Linked DNA regions of Homo sapiens: region 2 is linked to region 1. The links are chromatin loops, found by intact Hi-C in ENCODE. Cell type or tissue: B cell. All regions are shown on one strand.

Region 1 (2,500 bases):
CCAAGATTGCGCCACTGTGCCCCAGAGTAAGACTCCACCAGAAAAAAAAAACAAAACAACAACAACAACAAAAAACAAGTTCTCGGGCGCAATGGCTCACGCCTGTAATTCCAGCATTTTGGGAGGCCAAGGCGTGTGGGTAATTTGAGGCCAGGAGTTTAAGACCAGCCTGGACAACATGGTGAAACCCCGTCTGTACTAAAGATACCAAAATTAGTCGGGCGTGGTGGCAGGCGCCTGTAGTCCCAGCTACTGGAGAGGCTGAGGCATGAGAATTGCTTGAACCCAGGAGGCAGAGGCTGCAGTGAGCCAAGACTGCACCACTGAGCACAGCGAGACGTTGTCTCAAAAAATATATCAGTAAAAATAAAAAAAGAAGTTCGTGTTGGGAGAAACTGAGAAAGTATAGCAGGGTTTCTCTGTATTTATTAATATATTTTTTTGAGACAGGGTCTTGCTGTGTCATCCTGGCTGGAATAGAGTGGCGTGATCTTGGCTCACTGCAACCTCCACCTCCTGGGCTCAAGTGATTTCTCTTGCCTCAGCCTCCCAAGTAGCTGGAACCAAAGGTGCACACAACTGTGCCCAGCTAATTTTTGCATTCTTTGTAGAGATGGGGTTTCACTATGTTGCCCGGGCTGGTCTTGAACTCCTGAGTTCAGGTGATCAACCCGCCTTGGCCTCCCACAGTGCTGGGATCACAGGTGTGAGCACCGTGCCCAGTATCTGTATAATTTCTTAAGAGCTGCACATGAGGCCACAACGATTTTAGTCAAGATTCCAATCAAACCATCTAAGTGCTGCTGTTCTTGCCTCTGAGGAGACAGTCGGCACACGCACCCTAGACTCGAGACGAGGAGACAGTCGGCACACACACACCCTAGACTCGGGACGTGGCATGATGCAGGGGAAGGAACGGTCACCTACGTGCTGCTGTTCTTGCCCGAGGAGCACACACAAACCCTAGACTCAGGACGTGGCATGATGCAGGAGAAGGAACGGTCACCTACGTGAACATCTTCCTCTTTCAACACCTCTCGGAAGGTTCTGTGTGTCCAGAGAGAGAGGGCAGCTCTCTGCCAGTCTGCAGAAGGAAGGTGCAAGGGTCTCCAGGAAAGGCTGGCTACGTCCTCCTCAGAAAGAGGCTGTCGGGCCTCTGAGAACAATCTGAACATGAGGAACTGAAACTGAAACAGAGAGTGACCCGGCCGTTTCTTCATTGCGCAAGTTTCACTGTGAGTGGCTGAGCAAATGCTCAGGTGGAAACAGACCATCAACAGCCCACACACACAACCCCACATTCAGAGGACCTCAGTCCAGCCCCTGGGAGGGCGCAATACACGACCCCACGTTCAGGGGACCTCAGTCCAGCCCCTGGGAGGGCACAACACACAACCCCACGTTTAGGGGACCTCAGTCCAGCCCTTGGGAGGGCACAACACACAACCCCACGTTCAGGGGACCTCAGTCCAGCCCCTGGGAGGGCACAACACACAACCCCACGTTCAGGGGACCTCAGTCCAGCCCCTGGAAGGGTGCAGAGCCCCTCAGCGATCATGGCTGTGCACAGTGCTCCAGGGAAGAGCCTATGTGCAGACCTTCCTGCCATCTGACTGCTTCCTTGAGCTAAATGTCTGGAAGCAGAATTGCAGGAACAAAACTGCCTCCCAGGGGTAGGGCTGGTTTGGTCCCGGGCAGTGAAACAGCCCATCTCTAGGCCTCTGCCAGGAATGGCGTTCCCACCAAAAATGCACACCAACTGGACAAGCCAGACACACTATTGGTGCTGCGTGACCGTGTCCATCTCTGCCCCCGAGGAGATGAGAGCCTCCCATGTTTATAACCAGCCTGCTCCAAGGACTGTCGTCCCTGCTCAGCATGCTGGGTGGGAACCACGCTGCCCTCTCCTAAGCTCAAACTCCATGTTTTCTTTAAAAACTTGGCACCAGGGACAAAGTTCCTCAGAGGAAATAACTGGAAATACGTGCACCCTGGATCCTCAGGGGCTGCTCCCAGATTCTGACTTAATTTATCTGGAAAGGGGCCAGGAATCTATAGTTTCAAAAGCTTCTCAGTTGATTCTAATGTGAAGCCTGAAGTTGAAAACCATTATTTATTTATTTTTTTTTTTTTTTGAGGTGGAGTCTCGCTCTGTTGCCCAGGCTGGAGTGCAGTGGTGCAGTCTCGGCTCACTGCAACCTTTGCCTCCCTGGTTCAAGCGATTCTCCTGCCTCAGCCTCCCAAGTAGCTGGGATTACAGGCGTGCGCCACCACGCCTGGCTAATTTTTGTATTTTTAGTAGAGACCAGGTTTCACCATGTTGGCCAGGCTGGTCTCGATCTCTTGACCTCATGATCTGCCCGCCTCGGCCTCCCAAAGTGTTGGGATTACAGGCATGAGCCACCACGCCCAGCCTGAAAACCACTATTTTATACACGAGACGTTCATTAAAATCCTATAAAAGGACAACACTGGTTTGCAGTGCCATTTCACCTTTACT
Region 2 (2,500 bases), 96 kb after region 1:
ATCCCAGCAGGCACGGCCAGGCCTCCTTGTCTGCCTGTGGGGCCAGAGTCTCGGGACAATCGTGTTTGGTGCTTACAGCCCCTTCCCAGTGTTAAGAGGTCCAGGCCAGGCCAGTTCCAAACCTCACACTTACTTAACCTCGGCCTCCCCCACCTGGAGCTGTGCCTCAGCCTCTGGGAGTTGGTGGAGGGAGGGAGGTCGACCCCAGCTCCAGTGTGAGGTGTGGACTGCAGGAGGAGGGTCTGGCTCACTGCTGCTGTGGGACTGCCCATGCCAGCTCATTCTGGGGCTCAGACACGGGGGCCCTTCCGGGGTCCTGTGGACCCTCTATACCACATGGGCCCCGATGAATGTCCTAATGTTGGAGCCACCCTCTTCGCTTTTTTCTTCTTTTTGAGACAAGGTCTTGCTCTGCTGCCCAGGCTGGAGTGCAGAGGTACCATTATAGCTCACTGCAGCCTTGGCCTCCTGGGCTCAAGCAATCCTCCCGCCTCAGCCTCCTGAGTAGCTAGGACTACCGACATGTTTCACGATGCCTGCCTAACTTTTATATTTTTCTATAGAGCTGAGGGTCTCGCTACGTTGCCCAGGGTGGTCTCAAGCTCCTAGGCTCAAGGTTCCACCCGCCTCGGCCTCCTAAGTGCTAGAACTGCCCGTGTAGCTACTGCCCGGCCGCTTCTCCCCTTGACCTTTTGCTTGGTTCCCCTGGAGCCCTCCACCATCTCTATCATCCCCTGGGCACAGTCCTCTTTACCACAGCTCCTGCCAGGCAGTCCTGATGGAGCCTCTGCTCTCCCCCAGGTACCTGTCCCGCGAGTGTCTCTGACCCCAGCCACCCCCTACTCAGCAACCGGGGCTCCTCGGGGGACAGACCCGAGGCCTCCATGACCCCCGATGCCAAACACCTGTGGCTGGTGAGTGAGGGTGCGATTGTCGTCCAGGGCGGCCCAGGGGGCGTCTTTGCACCCACCTTCCCGCCGCCAGCCAGGTCTGGGAGATGGGTCTGAGCACCTGTCTGGGGGGTGTGGCCTGAGCGTCCGTCTGGGGGGGCGCGGTCTGAACATGGGGCACCAGTGGTGGAGCTGCTGGTCTGGGGCCGTGGTCTCTGCTGCCGCCTGCTGGGGCCGAACCGCACTGCACTGCGGCCCCGGAGCCTGGTCCCTAATTGAAGGGTTCAGTGTGGGGTTAGGGCAGACGGTGAACCTGCGTGCCCTGTGCCTGGAGGTCAGTGTGAGGGGGGTTCACTGGGTCGAGACCTTGACTCTGGCCGTGACGCCGCCACGGTACTGCTCAGCCCCTCTGCCCTCGGTTTCTTATCTGACCTGTAATTGTGAAGAGCTCACCTTTGCTGACATCTTGAGGCCCACGTGGACCTGAGTTCTGGTGCAGGATTTAATCAACTGAGGTAAGGGGAGTGTGCGGCCCGTGGGCCACGGTGGCAGCATGCAGGTGTTGGAGGGATGTGAACGGTGTGGTTGCTGTCACTATTTGAGGTTTTATCCAGCGGCTCAGATGAGAACAGATGTTAAAATGCTTTGAGAACTATGAGCCTTATATAAATGCAAGGCACTGTGCGTATCCCCACCGAAACGCAGGGCCTGCCCTGTTAGCCTAGGTCGTATCCCACCGAAGGCAGGGCTTGCCCCGTTAGCCTAGGATTAGCTATATATCACTGCATCAAAAGTTACCTCAAAATGCAGCATCTTAAAATAACAAATATATATTATCTCACAGTTTCTGAGGGTTGGGACTCCGGCAGTGTCTTAGCTGTGTGGCCATGGCTCAGGGTCTTTCGTGAGGCTGCAGTTAGGATGGCAGTGGGGCCTGATCTCGACTGAAGGGTCAAATCGGGGCTGGAGGAGCCGTCTGAAGTGGCGTCTTCACCCAGCTGTGAGCAGGAGGCGTGAGTCCCTTGCTGTGTAGGCCTCTCTCGGGCTGCTTGGGGATCCCCACAGCGTGGTGGCTGGCGTCCCCCAGAGCACGTGGTTCAAGAGTGAGCGCAGTGAAAGCCACTGAGTATTTATGACCAAGTCCAGCAGTGCCACATTGTCCCAACTCACTAGGAATGAGTCACTAAGTCCAGCCTATTCTCAAGGGGAGGGAGAGAATTAAGGCCCACTTCTTTTTTTTTTTTTTTTTGAGACAAGAGTCTGGCTCTGTCGCCCAGGCTGGAGTGCAGTGGCGCCATCTCGGCTCACTGCAAGCTCCGCCTCCCGGGTTCATGCCATTCTCCTGCCTCAGCCTCCCGAGTAGCTGGGACTACAGGCGCCCACCACCGCACCCGGCTAATTTTTTGTATTTTTAGTAGAGACGGGGTTTCATCGTGTTAGCCAGGATGGTTTCGATCTCCTGACCTCATCATCCGCCCTCTTCGGCCTCCCAAAGTGCTGGGACCTGACCTCGTCATCCGCCCTCTTCGGCCTCCCAAAGTGCTGGGATCACAGGCGTGAGCCACCGCACCCGGCCAAGGCCCACTTCTTAAGGAATTAGAGGACACATT

What was found. A loop is a pair of places that touch in the nucleus more often than their neighbours do. Peaks named below come from ENCODE experiments on the same cell type or tissue, not always from the same donor. Only the 100,000 strongest peaks of a DNase experiment are listed, where the experiment ranks them.
Region 2: it touches region 1 in a loop (4-fold over the local background); 52 of 110 quality-filtered maps call a loop at or near these places.

What each region holds. Positions count from the first base shown.
Region 1 is chr16:89,763,880-89,766,379 of GRCh38, forward strand. FANCA (FA complementation group A) reads right to left here. Exons shown (of 43, transcript NM_000135.4): 28 at 1,011-1,187. Among named protein-coding and RNA genes, the nearest start is that of ZNF276, 44 kb to the left of the region's middle. RefSeq lists enhancers at 1,091-1,200, 1,361-1,430. In B cell, no CTCF peak of the experiment used is centred here; a DNase peak (open chromatin) is centred at 1,192; H3K4me3 peaks cover 1,736 bases; H3K27ac peaks cover 1,819 bases.
Region 2 is chr16:89,859,882-89,862,381 of GRCh38, forward strand. SPIRE2 (spire type actin nucleation factor 2) reads left to right here. Exons shown (of 15, transcript NM_032451.2): 10 at 802-914. Among named protein-coding and RNA genes, the nearest start is that of TCF25, 12 kb to the right of the region's middle. RefSeq lists an enhancer at 1,187-1,276. In B cell, CTCF peaks have their summits at 1,122 (motif pointing left) and 1,330 (motif pointing left); a DNase peak (open chromatin) is centred at 1,110; H3K27me3 peaks cover 416 bases.